4 separate regions of the Homo sapiens genome follow, and regions 1, 2 and 4 are each linked to region 3. The links are chromatin contacts, found by Hi-C or POLR2A ChIA-PET in ENCODE. All regions are on one chromosome and are shown on one strand. Each heading gives the region's core, a stretch centred on a gene start or an enhancer-like site at or near the end of the contact. The rest is flanking DNA. Distances are from core to core; before and after follow the strand shown. Region 1 has its middle 26 kb from the start of MIR3937. Region 2 holds the start of ATP6AP2 (ATPase H+ transporting accessory protein 2). Region 3 has its middle 76 kb from the start of BCOR. Region 4 has its middle 82 kb from the start of MIR1587.

Region 1 (5,429 bases), core at 273-2,772, 490 kb after region 3:
CTGTCCTAGGCTGCTTGTGATACCCTAAGGCTGTGCTGGGGCCAGTGTGGGGCTCCCCCATGGACCCCCAAGTCCCTGAGGTGTGGGCCCTTCCTTCCACAGGCAGAACCTCAGCTCCCAAGTCTGAGAAGCCACGATTGAAAGGGCGGCCACGAAGGATCCTGTTAATGCTAAGCATTAGTGACTTCAAGAACCCAGAACGCAGCTAGGGAACAAAGCACCGGCGGGAATGGAGACGGAGCCGGGCTCAATGGAGATAAGCGAAAGTTGAGCATGGAGGCACAAGGGCCAGTTTGTTGTAGAAATCCTGACAATTGAGTACTGCACCGCAGGAAGCGGGACCCGCTCCTGGAGCCGGGGTCCTCGGGCCAGTGATGGCAGCAGGGCGGGCTTCCAGGAGGGGGAGTCGACGGGGGTACTGGCTGGAGAAAGGCTTCCCTCTGTCCCCTATTCCTGCCCCTATTTTCCTTAAAGCTCCGCTGGCCTCTGTCACTTCCCGCACACAGTCCTGGAAAGGGGGTTTCTCGGAGCCAACAACAGAGCATCCCCTCCACCCCCACCGAGGGGCTACCGCGCCCTTCGATACACAAGTGTAGCTCGGGGCCGGCAGAGCGAGGCGGATTGAGTATAATTAATTTAGAAACCAGGGTGGGTTTTATCACCATCTATGCTGGAGCAGGTTTCGCAGCTGCCTGAGGGCTTCCCTAAGAGAGCTCTCTGGCATCGGACCCCGGGGGTGCCCCCCCACCACAACAACGGTGGCCGTGCCCCAGGGTCGCCTGGGTCCCCTGCAGCGCAGCGAAGCCCCCAGGGAGCCGCCTCCTTCTGCCCTCCTGCCCGCGCGTTCTGTCCCTGGCATTTCTCCGGGGACGCGGGGGCGGCCCGGGGGCAGCCGCAGGCCTTGGCACGGCCGCAGGGTAATTGGAGCGCGCCGGGGACGGGATAGGGGAGGGAGAGGGGAGGAGGAAGGGATGCCCCTCAGGGCGCCGGTCCCCGCCACAGCCCGGGAGGGGGCGGCCGGGACTCGGAGAGCCATCCCGGGGTCCGCGCGGCCACGGAAGCTCCCTCCCCGGCTCCGCGCCGGAGCCCTGCCGCGCCCTCCCCGCGGCTCCGCCCGCTCATTAGCGGAGGCCGGGCCGGGCCGTTCGCCTCCTCCGGCCGCCAATTACCCGCCCTGCTGGCTCCGAGCGCGCCGCCGGGCCAGACAAAGGCGCGGGCGGGGGAGGGGAGAGGAAGGGAGGGAGCCCGGGGCGCCCGCGCCTGCAGAGCCGCGGCGGCGGCGAGATAAGGGCGGTTGGGACGCGCCGCGCTCCAGATGGAAATGAATCCAGCGAGCGGGGCCGGCGAGCGAGGCGCCGCGTCGGGCAGGGGCGCGGAGGTCGGACGCGGCTCGCCCCTTAGGACCTACGTTTTTAACGCGACGACACCATATGGGACCTCCTGTCCCTGGTCGCCCCCACCCCTGGGGGCCAGCCGCTCTGGCCCTGCGCTGCTGTGCGTTTGCAAAGTGCTGGAGCGAGGCGCGCCACGTGCCTTGTGCCTAACGCACCGCAGCTCCCTAAACCTCGCTGCAGAGCTGCGCTCAGCACAGTGCAGCTAACCAAAGCCTTCTGTGCTAAACCCCCAGGCCCAGACAGGTTCCGAGCCTTTCCCAAGCAAAGCCGAGCTGAGAACCTGGGTCTGGGGTGTAAACAGCGTCGCGCCTTGGTAGCCTAGCTTCCGGGCCTCTTTGATGATTAGGCAATTTTTTAAAAATTGGAAAATGAGGCACAGAGAGGTGAGATGATTTATTAACAGCTCCTCAGATTTGTGGCAGCATCTAGGGCATAGTTCGTGGTCTTCTAACATTTTAAATATCCTGACTTTTTCAGGAAAAGAAAAACACACCACAATCTTGCACTCTGATATTTTCAGGTTCTAAAGCCCCTTCGCAGAGTCCTTTCCACCAGAGTCTCTTTCTATGAGAGAGAAGACAGTGTCTGGGGGCCTCCTGACCAACCACAATTATTTTGAGGAGATTTAATTCTTTAGTTTGCATACTGAAAACCATAGGTACATATTTTTTCATTATCCAAACCTATGACTATTATGCTGAATTTGAGTGGGAATTAGCAGAATCACTTAGCCAGGGAGGACCCAGGTCTTTGGGGCTGAGTCTGTGAGGTGCCCATCCCTATCTTAAGCCTCTTTTCCTGGGCAGGGTCTGGGAGCATTCTAGGGTGTGAGGGAATTTCCTGTTATTCTTCCCTGACGTCTGTCACCTTGGCTCCAAGGAGCTTTAAGAGACAACTTCCCCTTCAATCCAGTGCAGGGGACAGGGGTTGCAGTGCAGAGACAGTCAGGGTAGGGGTCAGGGAGACTCGGGCCTCAGGGCACGCCTGTGGGATGAGATGTAGACTGCCCCAAATGAAGACAAATGTTCCTCAATAAAGCGCCATTCCCAAGGGCCCCCCCTTGCTGCCTGCTGTCAGCCGCAGTTTAGGGCCCCTGAGGTCAAGGGCTTCCTCCCAGCCCCCCAGGCTACTTAGCTCTGCACAGAGAATAGCCAGTGGGGGCCTTGGCCTCCTCTTTCTCACAAAGGCAGCCTCAAAGACCAGGCATTGGGCCAGAGAGAGAGAGAGAGAGAGAGAGAGAGAGAGAGAGAGAGCAAGCCTGAGAGGCTCAGGCTCAGTGCAAATCATTCTGTCCTCCCTGTGGGGATGATATCTCCATGAGCTAGCCCTACAGGACGCCATGCATCTGCAGTGGTAGTGGCAGAGAGTGTGTGTGCTTGAGAAGGGGCCCTCTTTCATGAGGACTCCTTTCTGGGGGCCTGGGAGAACCTGCCTTACAGAGCAGTCATGTGTACCTGGGGGTTCCCAGCCACCAGGAGACCCTGTCCTGGGTCATACTCAAGCTGGCCTGCTCAAGCCAGGCCGTAGCAGCTGTTAAAATATCAAAATCCGCTGTGCTCCTTGGTAAACAGCCTCAACTCCCCAAGTACCCCTCTCCCAGGCCCTGCCGCTCTGCCCCCACTGCCCCCTCCGCCTGCCCCTCCATCCAACAATGAAAAGGTTAACAGCAGGTACAGCAGGGGAGCTTCAGGACCCCCGTCTCAGTCTACTTCCCTCCTGATGGGTCAGTGGGGATGACAGGCTGTCCCTGGACCTGGTTTTTACCAAAAGTATTCAATGGCCAATTGGTGATCTATTGGTGAACTTGAGAGACCTCACCCTCAAATATTCCTTCCACGGAGGCTCCAAATATCTCTCCCATGATTCCATTGTTTGTGTATTAATCTTTGGCCTCCCTTATGGTCCTGTTTTCAATTGTTCTTTACATCTTAGTCTTTGTAAATCTTGTGCCTTGGGGATGAGGCAGCCAGGGAAGAGTGGGTGCCAAGAGGGAGGGGCGGTATACCCACCTGCCCTCACCGGCCTGCCCAGCTGGAAGACATGGATGCTGCCGTCTGACTGGGAGGGGCTTTGTGGAGGGGGGGAATGGGGAACTTCAGGTCTGAGGTTGGAGTGTCACAACGGTACAGAATAGGCCAACCTGGTCCTCAGCACCCTAGCCTAGGTGCTTTGGTGAATCTGAAGCAGCTTCCACACCCCTTTCCAGGGTTTGGTCATGGCCAGCTTTGGCTGTGTTGAGAGCAGCAGGTGGCTCTCGACACCTTCCCACATGCCTAGACTGCAAAAGGGAGGCAGAGGGACCCTCGACTCATCACTGCTGAAGGTTCCTGAGCTGGGGAACATGAAGCTGGCCCCATCCTCCTTCAGAGAATGTCCTGTTGGAGCAGGCAAAGCCACATGGTCAGTTCAGGCCCAGAATGTATACTTTCCTTCCTTCCTTCCTTCCTTCCTTCCTTCCTTCCTTCCTTCCTTCCTTCCTTCTTTCCTTCCTTCCCTTTTCCTTCCTCATTGCCTCCCTTCCTCCCTCCCTGCCTCCCTTCTTTCCTCTCTCCCTCCCTCCTTCCTTCTTTTTTTTCTTTGTTTCTTGACGAGGTTTGCTATGTTGCCCAGGCTGGATTCAAACTCCTGGGCTCAAGCGATCCTCCTGTCTCAGCCTCCCCAGTAGCTGGGATTATAGGCATAAGTCACCATGCCCGGCAAGAATACACCCTTTTCAGAAGTCAGCTCAGAATGCCCTCTGCCACTCTAGGGTTCTTAGAGGGCCTGGAGCATCTGATGGGTTAGGGGGCTTAGCTCCTAGAGCCTGTCCTGAATTGTTCCTAGGTTGAAACCCCCGCACCCCACACCCCCACTTCCTAGCTGTGTCCCCTTGGGTCAATTGCTGAACTTCTCAGAACCTGTTTTCTCATCCATATAATGAAGATAATAAAAGTACCAACTTCCTAATATTGTTGTGAGGATTAAATAAGGTAATGCATCTACATTTAAAACTGTGTTGAAACAAGGTAATTGCTCATTCAGTATCCCTTGTTACTTCTTTTCTTTCTTTGTTCCTGGCCCATAAGATGCAAATGCTACCTTTGTCACCAAGGTGGCTGCAGTCGTGCTGTATGTCCCCAGGTCAAGACGTGCAGCTGCTTCATTAATTGTTCCCTTAAGCTTTTTGCTTCTGTTCTTGGGAACTTGGGGAAAATCAGTGGAGCCAACCCAAGGGAGACCGGTGGGGAGAAGAAAGAGGTGGGGAGAAGAAAGACTTAAAACAGCTTTCTGAGGACCCATCTTGAAACATTCAGGTGAGAGGCACTGAATTCTAAGTACACCTCACATATGGGGCCATCCACGTTTCTTCTTGAGTATGTATCTCAAGAAAATAAATAGAATGATACTTTTGTGGTGCTTGTGGGGAAATTCTAGATGGATAACAGGACTGCCTTACATCAGGACTTATTTATTAGAAACGTTGCTTATCAGAAAGGTCCCTGGGAAGTTGAGTTAATTTGGAAATTGAAAATTTGGAAACTGGGTTAATTTATTTGGAGCCCCAAACAAACCAAAACAAGAAAGTGGCTCTTTCCATGTCACAGATTCATGCATTTTCTTTATTGAACATCTTGTTTTGGTGCTGTACAATTCCTTGTTTATTGCTTTAGCTTGATGGGAAGGCACTGAGTGACTTGTGGCATTTTAATGTTGATGATGATAAAATAAAAACTTCAGCCGAATTAAATTTAAAGGAGTTTAATTGAGCAATGAATGATTCGCGAATTGGGCAGCCCCCAGAATCACAGCAGATTCACAGGGACTCCAGGCATGCCTCATGGTCAGAACAAATTTATAGACAAAAAAGGTAAAGTGACGTACAGGAATCGGAAGGGAGGTACAGAAACAGTGAGATTGGTTACAGCTCGGCATTTGCCTTATTTGAAGGCGGTTTGAACATTCAGCAGTCAATGAGTGGTTGATGTATGGCCGCTGGGATTGGCCATCACCCAGCCATTGTTACAGGTGCATACTATTAAGTTAGGTTTTCAGTTT
Region 2 (5,286 bases), core at 2,234-4,733, 410 kb before region 3:
TTGTAGTGAGCCGAGATCGTGCCACTGCACTTCAGCCTGGGTGACAGAGCAAGACTCTGTCTCAAAAAAGGAAAAAAAAAAAAAAAAAGATAGAGGCTGGGTGCGATGGCTCACACCTGCGTGTAATCCCAGCACTTTGGGAGGCTGAGGAGGAGGATCACTTGAGCCCAAGAGTTTGAGACCTCATCTCTACAAAAACAAACAAAAAATTAGCTGGGTATGGTGGCATGCGCCTGTGGTCCCAGCTACTAGGGAGGCTGAGGTGGGAGAATCGCTTGAGCCTGGGTGGTCGAGGCTGCAGTGAGCTGTGATCACACCAGTGCACTCCAGCCTGGGTGACGGAGTGAGACCCTGTCTCAAAAACAAAAACAAAAAGGATATAAATGGAATTTCTAGTACATTCATCTGGCATCCAAATGGATCACCTAGCATACTCCACTTTGGAGATCTGAGGGCTCCATTCTTGACTCTTACTGCTTTCCTATTCTACATCTCTCCCAGGCTGAGCCCAACTACTCCTAAGGCTGCAAACACCAAAAACACACCCAATTCACCATCTTTCCACACACTTCTCCTGTATTCTATCTTGAAGGATGATACCACCTTCCTTCCACCCAGTGGCTGGAATCAGTCGTCTTTAAATCTTCCTCAGCAACACAGCTAATTAGCCACTGAATTTCATCTTTTTTTCTTATCTCACAAATCCTTTCCCCTCTATGTCCAGGGCACACTCTTCAGGCCCTCTCCAGGTTTGCTAGAATTGGGTGCCTTATGACCCTTGTCATGCCACTCTCTAATCCAGCCTTTCCCATAACTGCTTCAAAATACAGATCTGATCATTCACCCTTCTGCTTAAATGCCTTCTCTCACTGCCCAGAGACTCTGAGGCAAAACCCAAAGCATTAACACCCAAGAAACCTCATCAGCCTTATTTCTGGTATCTCCCCAACTTAATCCTGTACATTTCAGCCCCACCAAACTACTTGCCCCTTTGCTCTCACATCGCCATGCTTTTACACATGCTGTTCTGTTTCAAATACCTTTTCTTCCCACCCCAACTTTTCAACACATTAGCCCTGGGAGGCACCTCCCATGGGAAATTTTCCTCAGCCTCCCCAGTCTGGGCTAAGTGTCCTTCCCTCTAGGAACTCCACTATACTGTGCTATTATCGTCTACGAATGGTGGATGGAATCAATAATAATAAAAAAATGGATCCTATCTCCCTCTTCTACATGACATCACTTCAAATTCCATGTGTTCACCCTTGGCCTTTCTTCTCCAGGCTAAATATCTGAATTTTATCAAATACGCCTCATGATATGGTATTCAAAATCCTAGTTCCCTTCCTCTCTCTCTAGGTCCCTAGTTCTCCCTCTAGTTTGGCAACACTGTTTTAAAGGATTTCTATTTTTGTTTCTGCCTGGAATAGAGAAGTCAGAGCTCTTAAAGATGTTTTCCACTACATCACATTTAGTCATTGTGGAAAATAATAACTGAACCTCATCTGACAAGACTGAGCAATTCAGAAGCTGACAGGATCAGGTTCTTGTTCTGTATGAACTCGGCTATGCTAGTAAGGAAAACATGTTCAAACCATGTGCAGAAGCAATTATTTTATCTCAGACCCAAAACAAAAAAGCCTATACCTCACTGAATCAAAATAATATCAGTCAAAATATTAAAACATGGAATCTCAATAGATGTTCAGTTAAACCACAGGATCAAAGGGAATATTTTTAAAATTTCAAAAACTGAATTAAAATTAATTCCCTCAAAGTATCTCAGTAGATCAGAAAGACCTTTCCAGAGCCAGAAACAGAAGAAAGAAACAAAGAACTCGAAAACGTTTGGGGCATGGATACAACGTAACTATCATTAACACACAAAACCCCCGCACCTCTAGGGACAGAGATCTGCAGATTTCAAGAGCATACTGGTGCAGAATTAAATCGCCATTCCACAAGCAGGACCTCCCAACACCTCACATAGGTTTTTGGTTTGTTTGTATGTTTGTTTTTGCTTCTGAGACAAGGTCTGGCTCTATCGCCCAGGCTGGAGTGCAATGGCGCGATCTCGGCTCACTGCAACCTCCGCCTCCCGGGCTCAAGCGATTCTCGTACCTCAGCCTCCTGAGTAGCTGGGATTACAGGTGTGCCCCAACACACCCGGCTAATTTTTATATTTGCAGTAGAGATGGCGTTTTGCCTTGTTGGCCAGGCTGGTCTCAAACTCCTGACCTCAGGTGATCTGCCTGCTTCGGCCTCCCAAAGTGCCGGGATTACAGGCGTGAACCACCGCGCCCGGCCTCCCATAGGTTTTAAACTGACACACTGAGATCAGAGCACCCATTCCTCCAAGCCGTTCTCAACTTGGCCTCTTGTTCACTACTGTCTGTGCCTCCAGTCTCAGTCCCCATCACTCCCACATTCTCACACAGTAATAGCGTTACTTGTGCAACACAACATATATAATGGAAAAGGCCGATGCGCTGGCACCACCTCATCTGAAATCAAATCCAGCACCCAACCTGTTTAGTGTTGGGTAATTTATTTAGGTTGATCACCCTGCAAAACAAAGATGATGCCCTCTAAGGACTGCTGTCAAATGAAATACATTACCACATGATATGCAGTAAGAGGCCACGTATTAGCTGATTTCTTCACCTCTTGCTGAATGCTTAGGAATCTAGGTTCTACTCAGAAAGCTACCATTTATTGACATGTGACCCTAAAAATGCGACTCACATCCTGTTTCCAAATCCTTAAAATTTGGAACTCTGACAAACTATTGAGAGGTGCTTTGTATTCGCCTTAAGAAATATAAGTCATATAAAAATAATGACTCCATCTCAACTTTTGCATCCGGAAATATACATAAGGGAAGGGAGGGGCAGGGATTTCAGCAATTACTGATGACAACCACTAGAAATGAAGGCACCATACAAATGCAAAAACATCGTGGCAGCCAGTGGCAGCTAAAAAGTCTGCCTTCTCTTCTTCGCAGCGGGCTGCGACTCAATCCCAGTTCACTGAGAAATGCATCTCCGTACTCTGAAGGGCCTTTTCAGGCGCAAGAAGCCGGCCGGACGCGCCGCCCTCAAAGTGGAGGGTGGAGGCAGGCTCAGGGGCCCCCTACGCAGCCCAGCCCCGGCCCCGGCGGCCCGTGAGGCCGCGCCGCCACGGCCGATCCAGAGAAGATGCTGACGGGGACGCGGCTGAGGCGAGGCCGCCGCTGACGGACCGCACTGCGGCACCTGCCTCGCAGCTACTCGCCCGCGGCCGCCCCCGACCCCCAAGCCCCGCGGCGCAGGACCTCCCCAGGCACGTCCTGCCGGCCCCCGGCTCCTCACCCGCCACCAACGCCAGGAGCACGACAAACACAGCCATGGTGCCGCGGCGGCCGCAGCACTGCGGGGCGACACGGAACGGGCCGGCGGGACACGGGCGACAGCCGCAGCGTGAGGAGGTGACGCGCTCGGACTCGTCCAGGCTCCCGGGTCCCGTCCCTTCGTCGCTTCCGCTGGGACAGCTGCCGCTTTCTCCACCAATCACCAGTTACGCCGCGGCCTACGGAAGGGACGTAACCTGGGAAGCGACAGCCTGATAGGCGGGACTTAAAGTAACGGATGGAGAGTTCTACCAATGGTAGGCAGCGATTGAAAAGTCGGGCAGTCCCGCCCCCCGGTCGGTGATGACGGGTCAAGAGGTGGAGCGTAGGGCGGGTAGTCGGAATGGGTGATGGAGCTAGTCGAGGGGTCCCGGAGCCCACGGGGTGAGGGTGCCTCCCGAGTGCAGATCTTTCTGCCAGTCTCGAGCGACGGTCTCCAACCAGGGTGTCTGTCTTTCCTGGTCGTGTGCCTCCGCCCGGCTACGGACGCCAGCTGTGAAAGGCGGGGCTGGTTGGGGTTTCGCTCTAACAAGTATACAGACGCCGAGCACCTACTGGGAAGAAGCCAGGCGCAACGGGGAACCCCTGCCTTCCACATAGTGGTGCCAGATAAAATACAGGGCGCCCAGTTAAATTTGAATTTCATGTAAACAACGATTATTTGTTATTATGTCGCAATTAATTTATGGGACATACTTGTATTAAAAGAAGTATTACTGGTTATCTGAAATTCAAATATAACTGGGTATCCTATATTTTGATTCGCTAAGTCTGGCAACTCTACCTCCAAAGACTTTCCAATCTACAAGGAGTCATGGGACAGAAAGTTAATTAATTACTTAATTTGTCCATTCACTCAGTTTCCAATCTGGGCAAGGTGTTCTATGAGGATGTATGAAGGCTAGACATAGTAATTAGACCAGGCTCCTCCCCTCCCGCAGTTCATAGTCTTTTGCCTATGATGTGAGGCAAGAAGGGACACACTATAGCGTCTGTAGGTAGAAAATGACGCCCCAGCTGATGACCTTGAAAGGTGGAAATGATTTCATATCCAAGGATAGGAGATGGGGAGATTGTTCCAGTGAAAACTGTAGTTAAGGTGGGGAGAAAGCCCCGTCAGGTTAAGCATCAGTAATCAAATAAGAGATTATATGAGAGAGGAGGCACAGAGCTAAAACTTTCAGTTAGGCACATTTATTGAGGATTTTAAATTGTACATAAGAGACCTACACTAAGCCATTGAAGGCGTTTGAGCATGATTTACTGCACAAATGTAAGACAGACTTATTGGCGGGGGGGAGGGGGGGAATGCCTTACTGTTTCTTCAGTTTCCAGTCCCATTTTCTTCTTGGAGTTTCCTGAGGATGAAAAAATGAGAGCGAGTTAAAAACAGTGACCCCAGGAGTTCCCCAGGTAGCAGACCCACCCTAGGAAAACCTTGCCCAACTGAAAACTGAATCAGAAAGACACTCTCGAGGCCAGGTGTGGTGGCTCACACCTGTAATCCCAGCGCTTTGAGAGGCCGAGGTGGGAAGATCCTTTGACACCAGGAGTTGAAAACCAGCCTGGATAACATAGTGAGGCCCTGTCTTTTTATTATTAGAAAATAAAGAAAGCAAAAAAAGAGAAACACTCACTAAATAGTTTGAACTTTCTAGAACACACTATGCTTACCAAAGCCACTCTCAAATTTAGGGAACAGAGTCGATTTCCTCACCTAACGTCAAGAAACAGGAAACTCTCAAACTTGCTTTTCCTCTAGAGGAGAATTTGTACAAATGGGACTTTAGAGAACTCTGAAAGGGAGAAGAGAGATTTTTCCATCAGGCATGTGAAATTATTAGAACCAAAATGTCTAAAGCACCCCTCCAAAACATCCACTCTAATGTGACTGACTC
Region 3 (5,787 bases), core at 1,503-4,002:
AGGAATCGTTGGGGGGCGGGGGCAGGGACACGGAAGCGGGCTCCCGGGGCGAGAGCGGAACCGACGCGGAGGCTGCGAGGGCGTCTGAACCCCAAGAATGGAGTCGCCGCTCTTGTAGTCGCCGGCCTTGTTTTCTTCTTGCACGCAAATCCCGGAACGACCGGAACCGCCATCCCCGCCTGCGTCCCAGGGGCGCCCCATTACGCATGGCGGGGGGGCCCGCGGGGCTACTCCGGGAGGGGATCCGTGAGGCCGAGGCCGGGGAGGGCTGCGAGGTGGCTCGCGGGGGTGCAAGCCGGAGCGGGGCTACACACCACACAAACAGCCTCCCTTTCCCCCGGAAGAGCGGGCGAGGGAAGACGCGGGCTAGCTCTGGGGGCTCCCCAGGACTGTGGGAGCCAGGCGAGGACCGCAAGGCGGAAGGGAGTGCTGCAGACAAACCATCGGCCCCACCTGGAAGACATTGGTGGCCTCGTGGCCGGTGGTGAACGGTCTCACGCTTCCCCAAAGTGGCGTGCGCTACTCTAGCGTGGGAGGGAAAGGACACAAACTTGGCCATCTGCCAGAACCCTTGAAGACGCCTGTCTTTGGTGTCCCTCCGCCCCCCGCAGTGGCCCGAAATGTACTCTCCCTCCCGTAGTCCACGAGGTTCAGGTCCGAAACCTGGAAAAGTAGGGTAGCGTGGTCTGGCCTCGGACGGGAAACCCACCCACGTTCTTCTGAGGTGCCACGCGGGGAAGGCGCGGAACAGTCTTCTTGCAAAGTTTCCCGCCCCTCACCCCAGTCGAGTAAGGGCGGCTCTTCCGGAGGTGGGGGCGGGGAACGGTCTCGTAGCGGGGAGTGGTGCTAGTTCCTCTTCCCTGCGACCGCTCGGGCCGCCTGCGCGTTCGCGTCCCCAGACGCTGCACCCCAGTTTGCTGCAACGTCTGCTTGGAGTCGCGGTAGCGGGTGCTGCGCGGAGTCTAGGACGACGCGAGACGCCATTTGCATCCCCCCTCCCTCCTGCAGGTTGGCGAGGGCGGCGGTGTCGCCCGCCGCGGAAGCGTATTCCTGGCAGTGACACTGATTAGATGCTGTGTCGATACGTGCACAGAATCGGGGTGGGCCTTCACCTCTCGTGTGCGCACACACTTTCTGTTGGAAAAGTTGCGATATTTTTTCTCCCCCTCTCGCCGCACAGCTGCTGTCTCCCGGGCGGAATTAGGCGACCACGTTTGCTCAACCCGAAGGAGAGAGGATCGCGCGGGCGCTGGGCGGCCGCCGGGCCCGGGCCGCGAAAATCCAGCCCTGGCTTTGCGTCGAGCTGCTGAGTGCCGCGCTTACGCGCGCGGGGCCAGCCGGGGCCTGGTTTCCATCTGCCCCTTTTGCCTCCGTGTTAAGTTCGCCGGGGAAAACCCAACGATCCGTGCTGAGCCCCTCGGAGGAGAGCCCCCGCCCCACCCCACCCCCAGCCCGATCCCGACCGATGGAAAAAATGACAGTATAGGTCAGAACAGGCTGCCCGCGAGTATTAATATGGACGGCCTCCGTTCCTGGTGCTTGGGGAGGATGGGCGCTTCGCCAGGAAACCGCCGAAGGAGGCGCCATGAGGGCCGCCTGCCCCTTCTCGGGCTAGAAAACGTGGATTCTCAGAGGGACCAGACAAATGTGGTCAGATAGCTGCAGGAACTTACCCCATCTAAATACAGGTTGCCCGTGTATATTCCAACCAAGATCATTTTTGTTTCAATCTAATACACGTTGAATCAATTAGAAATACTGTGAGAAACTGTGGTCAAACGGTAGATAGGAAACTTGCTCTTTGCCTAACATTAAATGTATGCTCAGGAGGTGCGGGGCTGAGCACTATCGGCGCAGCCAGTCTGTGTCCTAAGAAGACAGGGTCCCCTTTGCGTTCCACCTTCCAGGACCTTAATAGAACGCGAAGAGAGGAATTATTTTAGTTGTAGTTTCTATTAGAGGGTTGCTTACTCCTTGCAAACTCCCGCCTGGGGTTGTCGGTAGTTAGTAGTAGATGGTTCTGCGTTTTGGCTTTTACAGTCCACGTTTTTCTCTTGGCTTTTTCTTTTCCTGCGTACACGCTGCTGGGTACGGGGAGGGGGCTGCCCAGACGTGTGCTGCCGCCGCCCTCGGGCTCTTTCTTGCGCACCACGCGGCCTCGGAGGAGGGGAAATGTGAACTCTCCGGGTGGCGCTCGAGAACTGGAATTCTGATTTAGGGCTGCGGGTTTGTTCCGGAGGCTGGCTGGGAGCGTCTTGTAGGGGCCGGAGGCTGTGAAGGGGAAGCCCCAGAGGTGACCCTGAGGCCTCAGAAGCAAACCTGGAGGCGCCCGTGTTCTTTGTCTTTCTCGGGGCTGGCAGCTTGGCACGCACAGTTCCGATAAGGATCTACTGAGAGCTAGAGCGCACTGCCAGCACATTTCAGTGATTAGGCAAACGCCGGTAGCCACTTAAGGCAAAGGCCATTTGCGTTGTGTTTGAAAAGGAAAAGGCAGCCTCACCTAATGAATTATGGGTGACCCTGGAGAGGCCAAGCAGGGGAGGCCGAGGCCTCCCTAGGCTCTTATTTGCCGCAACTCCTCCCCTTTTTGCCAGAGTCGCCATTTCAAAGGTAATGGGAAGCCTTTTGAAATTAGAAGTCTGACCGATTCTGTCTACAGAAGTGGTATTTGCATCTGTGCACCAGTAAAATGTGGCCCGCCAGCGGCCCAGGGACAAGGCCTGCCATACGCCAGCCCTGCACCAGTGTTAGACCAAAGTACATCCCAGAGGACATGGCTTTTGGCCAACTCCTCCGAGAACTGATTTAAAGAGGTGGCCTTCAGCCATCAAAAAAGGTGTCCTGGAAGAGTAGGCTGGAGGTCCTGGAAACCAGCGCTCTTCCCCAGGGCTGCAGGGAGAGAGTGGGTAATGGTGCCTGAGCCCTGACGGAACTTGCTATTAATCCAGTCTAAATGAGCACCATTAAAAAGGACTCTCCCTCCTATCCACCACCACACACACACAAGCCTTTATGGGACGGTCTAGTGGAGACCTAGACAGTTTGAGGGCATTTGGCCTTCACTTTTCAGTGGCCATACAATAGTGCCCTTTCCACCCTGCCAAGACCACTGGCTCCATGTAAACTTCCAGGAACTTTAACCCGGAACTTTGTACTCCCTACCCATCCAAAGGGAGTGCCAGATCATAGTAACAAACACACGTAGCATTGTACTGGAGGCAGCGTTCTAAGCACCTTATGTATGGAGGCATGTTATCCTCAGAACAACCCTACGAGGTAGATAATAGTATTGGTCTTATTTTACAGATGAGGACTCCGAGGTTTCGAACTGTTAAGCGGTTTGCCCAAAGCCGCACAGCTTGGGATAATAGGGCCTGGATTGACCAGAGGGAGAGATAGGGCCTGGATTGACCAGAGAGAGAAATAGGGCTGTGTTGCCTCTCTAGCGTTTTGTAATGAAAGTGATCTGTTTGGGGGTTGTTTCGAGAGGACTGCCTGGACCCCAACCTTCCAAAGGAAAATATGAAGAGACTAGAAGGCCCAACATTTGGCCTTTATTTTGCAAAAGAAAGTTCTGGAGAGTCGTACAGAGGCATCTTACTGTGGCTCCTCCGCGGCAAGGAAGGGGTCAGGGAAGGCAATGCAAAGGCCCCCCTGGCCCACCTAGCTGCATAGCATCCGGCGGTCACGTCCGCCGGAGGTGACTGGGGACTGGGGACAGCCGATTGCCGAGGAACTCCTTATCGCCCAGTGTCAGTGCTCCCGGGTGCCGGAGCTAAACGTCCGCCTGCGGGGGCGGCTAGTTCACACCAGTCCCCTGGCTCCCGACGCGCCCCCGGGCTTCTCCCGCGGAGCTGGCTAGATGCCCGGCGGCGGCTCCGAAGCTCCGGGCTCCCCGCCGCTTGTCCCGCCAGCCCGAGGCATGGAGCCCCACGGCCCAGGACTGGAGAGCCCAGTTCGTCAGTCCAGGTTGGGACTGCTGGTTCCGGGTTGCTCACGATCACTCTCCCCTCAACACCCGTCCGGCCAGGGCGCGCGCGCAGACACATAAACACACACGGCTTCCAAGCGCGCAGCCCGCCTCCCGGGCCTCCGCTTTTCCTTCCTCCTCCCCGCTCGGGCGCTTCGGAAGCCCGTGGCGGTTGTGTGCTGCGCCAGGGAAGAGTCCGGGTCGGGGAGACCGCGCTGCCCTCTTTCCCCCCAAGGTCTGCGCGCACGCTAGTATCCTTAGGAAGCACAGTCAGGCTTGTGGGTTCCCATCTTCCCGGGAAATGACGGCTGCTGGCGAGGACCTGTTCGCTCCGTGTTTCGCAATGGCCCGGGGATCAGAGGAGAGGACCGGGCGGTGGGGCCTGCGCGTGGATGAGGGTGGCGGTAAATCCCCTCTCCCGCGAAGGTGGCTGAGCCTCCGGCCACCGCTAGTAGTAGTCTACCCTGCTCGTCTTGCATTGGCCGCAGCTTGACTCCCCTGCGTGCCGCGGGTCGGTGTGGGTGTCCCCACTCCCTCAAGCCTTTACTTTCAGCTCGCGAAACCCCATGGATCCGCGGCTGGGCTGGGCAGCGCAGACGCCCAGCTGCCCTCGCCAACCCCAGGCCCAGAGGGGGCCAGGCTGGCCTGGGGGCTGGGCGGCCCGGCTGCACTTGCCGGCGTTGAGAGAGGCTCTGTGAGCCGGAGCCGGCCGCCGAGCCGAGGGAGAGAGCGCATCAGCCCGCGCGCCTTAAGGCAGAACACACGCCTTTCCCGGAACCTTGAAACCCAGGGGAGCCGCTGCCATCTTCGCGTGACGAGCAGCGAGACGCCGGTGATTAAGTGTTTCTTTCCGGCTCCCTCTCCGGGTTGCGGCTCTCCTCCTTTCCACAGGGCTGGAAGAATAAAAACCTGGGGAAAAACCACACACAACTGCGCTCTGGTCTCGCTCGCCATGTCCGCACTGGTTTCTTAGGGTGCGCCCACGCGGGGCACCCCCTGCTCCCCTACTCCACGCCTGGCCGGGGTCGAGGGCTGCGTGCCTCGGTTTCCATCCGCTCTAGCGCAAATCTCGGAGTTTAATGGGGAGGGGGCACACATTGCTGAAGCCACCCGACCCCCATTCTCCTTACGCCCCCCCCCCATGGGGATTAAACCTAAACACATGAATCCCCCACCCATACCCGGGACTAATCCAGCCGCGCCTCCTGGGATTAACTCGGCTCACAGGTCCATAAAACACTTCCGGCGCGGCCAGAGGGTCTGTCTGCAGAAACACTTTAAAATTGTCCTCCCGGGCCTGGAGTCGGAATTGACTGGGTGGAGGGAAGTGAGTAAACAGACAGTTGTAAGAGACAATCCGTGAGGTTTGCAGGCTGTGAAAAGAGCTGCTTAAAATATGGGCTGTCGGGGTTGCCTCCAGCAGGAGGGTGGCCCGGGTCCTAGCAGACAGATCCAAGAAAAGGATGCAATATATTCTAAATGACATTGACCTGGAGGAAGGAGGGTGTAGGCAGGAGCAGGCTGGCTTCACATGGCTTCTGGCTCCAGTTCAGTGAGGAAGACTAGCTTCCAGAAATTTGTGGGGGCGAGTGGCCAGTCTCTTCATGTGTAAAATCAGAACAGTAACACCTACTCTGTCCCCCTCGGATGGGTTTCTGAGGACCAAAATGTGAAGGCACTTTGTAAATGCGGCTCAACCCTTCTGCTTCACTGTGGTTAATGTTCAGTCTCTCTTAGGTAGAAAAACCAGTGACTTGCTGATTAGAAAACAAAGTAGAAATCAGCCCTTTCTCAAATCTACGCAACAATGTTCGAGA
Region 4 (5,596 bases), core at 2,271-4,770, 420 kb after region 3:
GTGGTGATGTCATTACTCTAAGCTTGTGAGCACTTTGGAAGCAGGACTTTGACTGTGTGGCTCACCTGTCTCCCTGGTCCCCCACTGGTGCCTGACACCCACTAGGTGCTTACGGATTGTCTGTGGGAGGATAGGGTCATCCAAGCCCTCAGCTCCAAGCCTCCTTAGGAAATGTGCTCTGCTTCTAAGTTGGCAAGAGGATGGCCCTTTCATAGATTCTCAGGGCTAGAGAGAGAATTTCACAGGGAGCAGGAGTCATTTTTGGCAGTATTTTTTAAAAAATTAATAGAGACGCTACGTTGCCCAGGCTGGTCTTAGACTCCTGGCCTCAAGTGATCCTCCAGCCTCAGCCTCCCCAAATCCTGGGATTATAAGCGTGAGCCACTACGCCTGGCTCTTGGCAGTATTTTTATTGGACTTCAGTATTTCCCATGGATGTCAGAGCTTCGATAAACGGCAGCCAGTGCTCACGAATGAAGACATTGCTCAGCTTTGGTCAAATTAGATTGTGTTTGAATCCACAAAGAGGAAATAGGGTTGCAAGCCAGGCATTGTGTGGAGAGAAAAGGGTTTCCTACATTCCTTTAATTCCTACTCAGTGTATCAAGAGGGATGGGAAGAGGCATCAGGAGAGGCTGTTCCTCCGGTCTGGGAGGACTGTGGAAAGATGGAGCTGGAGCTGGGGGAAGCAATGTGATCTACTCTGGGATCTGCCCCGAGGGAGGGAAGTATGTTGGAGAGGGGAGGGGGCATGCCTCAGGCAGTGGTATGTTTGCTCCCGGTTGTAGGGAGGGTTGGGAGAGGACACAGTATGAAGGCGGCACCCCGCATTCATCCAGTGGACTCTGCTTAAGAAAAACTCAATGAGTGGCATGGTGTGGTAAGCAGAGCTGACCTTAGTTCCTTGGGTTTGGCGATGGTGCCCCTGTGTGGGGATGGTGGAAAGTAGGTGTGTCGAGGCCCCGTGGGCCTGGGTCACCGTCCAGATGGCGGACATCACAGTCTTCAAGGGGAAGCACAGCTGGCCTGTCTGGGTGATGGGGATGACAGTGCATGCACCCAGAGTTGGGCCAGGAGTTGTCCAGCCTCAGACTTTAGTCAGGGAGAGCCATCTGCACCTCAGCAGTTACCATTCAGGGGCAGCCTAGACCAGCCACTCCACTGCAATGAGACCTGATTTCTCTGCCTGTGTAAGGTCTCATGCCCCTTTGCTGTTCAAAGTGTGCTCTGAGGCCCAGCAGCCTTGGCATCACCCAAGAGCTTGGTAGGAGTGCACAATCTCAGGCCTGCCCCCAGACCTGCTAAATCAGCATGTGCACTTTTCACAAGCTCCCCAGGGGACTTGTTTGCACATTAAAGTTTGAGAAACACTGACATAAGTTCTATTCCCTTCCTCCATACACCTAAACTCCATCTTGTAGAAGAGAGGGGTGGTGGGGTGGGAATCTGGGAGAGCCTGGGCATTTGCCTAAAAGGACCATTTAAACAATTGTACTGCACTTAGTCTACTCTGTACAACTAAAATGTCATCACCCCACCCTGCCTTGCTATGCTCGACCAAGAATGGATCCTCCATAGACAAAGTAAAGAAATGAGATCTTCTTTTGCACATGTGACTGTAGTGTGAGTAGATTCGTGAGTTGGCTATGTGCAAAAGAAGAGAGTATGGCTGAGGGCAAAGGCATGCAGCCAGTTAGTGATAGAGGTGGCTAGAATTAGAACCCATATGCTTTTTTTTTTTTTTTTGAGACAGAGTTTTGCTCTTGTTGCCCAGGCTGGAGTGCAATGGCGTGACCTTGACTCACTGTAATCTCTGCCTCCCAGGTTCAAGTGATTCTCCTGCCTCAGCCTCCTGAGTAGCTGGGATTACAGGCATCTGCCACCATGCCCAGATAATTTTTGTATTTTTAGTAGAGACAGGGTTTCACTATGTTGATCAGGCTGGTCTCGAACTCCTGACCTCAGGTAATCCACCCGCCTTGGTCTCCCAGAGTGCTGGGATTACAGGCATGAGCCACCGTGCCCGGCCAGAACCCATCTGCTTTGACCTTGACTTTTTGCCGCCGCTACTTGAAGTGTGCTCGGTGGGTGAGTGCCAGTCCACAGCTGTCTGGCACCTGTCCTCAGTGAGCTAAGTACAGAAACTGGGAGCAAGTGTTTAGAAACTTTTATAGCAAGTCAACAGAGTATGTGTGTGTTTGTTAAATCTAACCGTAGAGGTTTGGGCTTGTGTTTTATGTTGTGTTTTTTTCTGCTTCATTTTTCCAGCAAATCATTTTTATTGTACTTTACAGAAGTATCTGTCCATAACGGATTGGAATTAATTAACAAACAAACACAAACAAGACTGGTCCTACATCCGTAGCTTCTTTGAGAAACAATGCTTTTGGCCGTGCCATTTCAAGTCAAGAAGAGAGATTCTGAAAAATATGAAAACATCTAAGGCTTGCCCCAGTCTGGGCAAAACGCATGAGCACTCACGCCTGAGGGGCCGGACTAACTTGGAAGGCATGGGTTATCATTTCTTTGTGTCCTCAGATTTCCCAGTGTCCACCCTGCCATAGGGAAGTCGGGGGGCAGGCATTCGTGGGGGACCTGGGGCTAAGTCATCCCATCTCCTGGCGCCCCAGTTTCCTCTCCTGCAACTGGGTCACCGGCAAGTGGGTCAGAGGTGCAGTTCTTCCCTGATGTGGCTGCTGCCTGCTCCGAAGAAGCAGATCTTTGTCAGCCTCCAGAGCTGCAGAAGGACACTATCTTGGGCATGAATATCCCACAGCAGCAGTGCTTTTCTTCTCTCTCCGCCGGACCTGGCTCATTCTTGTCTGGCAGAGGAACAAGCGATTTCTTTTTATGAGCCTGCAAACCTCCAGCCTCCCAGCCTCCCAGCTGGCTGGGTGCCAGGGCTGGGCCTGACACACAGGCTGACGTCCCCACCCAGACCCATGGTCCTGGCTGCTCCGAATTCTGGAGCGTCTGAGTCACCATGCCTGAGCCGGCGGCGTCTCCATGAAAGAGTTCAGAAGAATAAAGGAACAGGCTCTCCTATGGGCCTGCTGATAGCAATCTATCAGCATGACTACATTTTGGCCTCCTTTTTTTGCTGCCTCTAATCCAGCAAAGCAGGCTGTGGGTGTCTGATGGTGAACTGCCTAGCAGGGGAGGGAGTCCATCAGAGTTCCCTTCCCAAAGGCGATCGTGTGGGGAGTGTAAACCTCCCTCTGTCCTTCCCCCACAGTACTGTTGGTTTCTGCGCATGATGGAGTAGGGTGGGAGAAGGAGGCTTTTCTGGCTCGTTTGTCCGGGATCCTGAGACTACCCGGCCTCCACTGAGACGTGTGCAGGCCAGAGGGGCACCATCCACCTGCAAGACTACGGTGTCTGGAGGCGCTTGGCTGATTAGCCCTGCGGCTGGCCCCCAGTTTAATGAGCGTGGCGCCTGGTGTGCAGCTCAACCCCTGCTTGTTTAGACAGCCTTGCTGGCTGTGCCACGTGTCCCCTGCACCAGGCCGAGGAGGGGCAGCCCCCTGAGAAAGCCTGTTCCTTTATTCTTTCAGAACTGAGCCCCGGCTGCCCCGGCTTGGGTCAAAAGGCCTGCTGGGGCCTGGAGAGTCTTATTTCCTGAGGGGCTGAGGCCGGCCAAGGGGGCAACAGACAGTGGGGGACACTCGTGGATACAGGTGACAGGGCAGCAGGGGCTGCAGCCAATCTCTCCCTTCCCTGACCAGCCTCCCGGAGCTGAGTGCTGGCCGCATTGCTCTGGCCTCCCTGGGATTTCACATTTGATCGCTTTTCAGTGTGGCTGCAAAGGAAGGCTGCAGGAGCCATTTGGTGGGCACTGGCTGGGTCCGTTGTTAGCAGCATGGTGGGGGACAGAGTGGCTTTCCTAAGATGGAAAGCCTGTTGGTCCTGATTTCTGTACACTCTAAGGCCTTGGCCCTGTCTCCTCCTAGCACGGCACCCTAGGCCATCCTTGGTCCTACCTCTCCTGATGCTGCCCCTCCCCCAATATTTATGCTCCACCCGGCAGCCAGAGTGGACTTTATTTTTATTTATTTATTTATTTATTTTGAGATGGTGTCTCACTCGGTAGCGCAGGCTGGAGTGTAGTGGCATGATCTTGGGTCACTGTAACCTCTGCCTTCTGGGTTCAAGAGATTCTCCTGCCTCAGCCTTTTGAGTAGCTGGGATTACAGGCACCCACCACCACACCTGGCTAATTTTTTATATTTTTAGTAGAGATGGGGTTTCACCATGTTGGCCAGGCTGGTCTTGAACTCCTAACCTCAGGTGATCCACCTGCCTCGGCCTCCCAAAGTGCTGGGATTACAGGCATGAGCCACTGTGCCCAGCCTTAATTTTTATTTTGTAAACTTTTGATTTTGAAATAATTACAGACTTGAAAACTTGCAAAAGGAGTGCCAAGACTTCCTGAATCTACTTTCCTCAGATTCCCCCAATGTTAACATTTTTACCAATTTTTGTGTGCTTTCTCCACACACACACATTTCTGTTTTCCCTGAAGCTTTTGAGATTAAATTTTAGACATGATGCTCCTTGAACCCTGAAATATTTCAGGGTGCATTTCCTAAAAACAAAAACAACAAGGATGTTCTCTTAAATAACCACAGTACGGTTTATCAAAATTGGGAAATATACACAGATATTTACACAGATGTTACCTGATCCCCAGATCTTATTCAAATCCTGTCAGTTGCTCCACTAATGTCCTTCAAAACAAAAGAAAAGAAATATTTCTCTGGTTCAGGATCCAATTCAGAATTGCACACTGTAATCTGTTGTTGTGTGCCTGTTGTGTAATCTGTTGTTGTGTGTCCTATAATCCAGCATAGTCCCTTAGTCTATCCTTGTCTTTCATGACATGAACACTTCTGAAGAATAAGGGCTGGCGATTTCATAGACTGACCCTTAGTTGGGCTTTGTCTGATGTCTCTCGTGATCAGATTCAGATACTGCATGTTTCGCAGGAATGCCACTCAAGTGATGGGTGTCCTCCATGCATCGTATCAGGAGGCACGTGATGCCCATTTGTTCCATTACCGGTAATGTTAACATTGATCACTTGGCTAAGGTGGTGTTGGCCTGCTCTCTTCACTATGTTATTATTTTTCCCTTTAAAACTAATAGTATCTTATGGCTAGAGCAATTTTTTTTTTAAATGGCAATCTGATGACGTCACCTCCTTTCCTAACCCCAGCTGAAATCCTAACTCCTTATCTTGGTGTGCCCAGCCCTATGTGATCTGGCACCTGCTGAGCTCTGTGATGTCATCTCCTATCACATTCTTCACTCCCCCTCCTCCCACCCGGTTGGGGAACTCCAGGCACATTGGCCTTCCTGCTCTTTCTAGAACATACCTCTCTCATTCCAGCCTCAGGGCCTTTGTACTAGCTCTTCTCTTGGCCTTGAATGCTCTTCCTCCAATAATCACATGCTGGCTTCTTTGTGTCCTCCCAATCTCAGCTTACATTTCACCAGAGGGAGCTCCCCAGGCACTCCACCACAGCACCCTGGTTTGGTTCTTAGCATAGGACTTTCTACCAATTGACATTTGTACATTTATTTGTTCTTTGTCCAT

What was found. Hi-C counts contacts between places; a loop is a spot of excess contacts on that map. ChIA-PET counts read pairs that join two places held with the same protein, here RNA polymerase II (POLR2A). Pooled maps may share reads with other maps.
Region 1: a loop to region 3 is called in a pooled map, with 2.2 times the contacts of the local background. The contact joins two enhancer-like sites. A Hi-C loop is called at or near these places in 4 of 50 pooled maps. POLR2A ChIA-PET finds 5 or more read pairs at or near these places in 3 of 52 experiments (HEK293, HEK293T and activated CD4-positive, alpha-beta T cell).
Region 2: a pooled map shows a loop between it and region 3 (9-fold over the local background). The contact joins the promoter of ATP6AP2 here to the enhancer-like site in region 3. A Hi-C loop is called at or near these places in 1 of 37 single-sample maps with no recorded cell type and 10 of 50 pooled maps. POLR2A ChIA-PET finds 5 or more read pairs at or near these places in 1 of 52 experiments (CD4-positive, alpha-beta T cell).
Region 4: a map of endothelial cell of umbilical vein shows a loop between it and region 3 (10-fold over the local background). The contact joins two enhancer-like sites. A Hi-C loop is called at or near these places in 4 of 168 maps with a recorded cell type or tissue (CD14-positive monocyte, OCI-LY7, endothelial cell of umbilical vein and 1 more) and 4 of 50 pooled maps. POLR2A ChIA-PET finds 5 or more read pairs at or near these places in 3 of 52 experiments (A549, CD4-positive, alpha-beta memory T cell and OCI-LY7).

What each region holds. Positions count from the first base shown.
Region 1 is chrX:39,684,723-39,690,151 of GRCh38, reverse strand. No RefSeq gene overlaps it. Among named protein-coding and RNA genes, the nearest start is that of MIR3937, 26 kb to the right of the region's middle. Within about 2 kb of position 1,522, at least 12 of the 41 ENCODE cell types and tissues checked have a DNase peak (open chromatin) inside an H3K27ac peak, as active enhancers do.
Region 2 is chrX:40,579,167-40,584,452 of GRCh38, reverse strand. It overlaps ATP6AP2 (ATPase H+ transporting accessory protein 2), which reads right to left and starts at 3,483. Exons shown (of 9, transcript NM_005765.3): 1 at 3,351-3,483. The coding sequence starts at 3,387. RefSeq lists a silencer at 3,104-3,413 and enhancers at 3,574-3,783, 3,834-3,983.
Region 3 is chrX:40,170,821-40,176,607 of GRCh38, reverse strand. It overlaps a transcript of BCOR not described here. Among named protein-coding and RNA genes, the nearest start is that of BCOR, 76 kb to the right of the region's middle. RefSeq lists silencers at 143-232, 253-302, 4,439-4,518, 4,539-4,598 and an enhancer at 1,663-1,712. Within about 2 kb of position 2,752, at least 31 of the 41 ENCODE cell types and tissues checked have a DNase peak (open chromatin) inside an H3K27ac peak, as active enhancers do; they include CD4-positive, alpha-beta T cell, OCI-LY7 and endothelial cell of umbilical vein, where a contact is called at or near this core.
Region 4 is chrX:39,753,180-39,758,775 of GRCh38, reverse strand. No RefSeq gene overlaps it. Among named protein-coding and RNA genes, the nearest start is that of MIR1587, 82 kb to the left of the region's middle. RefSeq lists enhancers at 3,136-4,085, 4,931-5,596. Within about 2 kb of position 3,520, at least 16 of the 41 ENCODE cell types and tissues checked have a DNase peak (open chromatin) inside an H3K27ac peak, as active enhancers do; they include OCI-LY7 and endothelial cell of umbilical vein, where a contact is called at or near this core.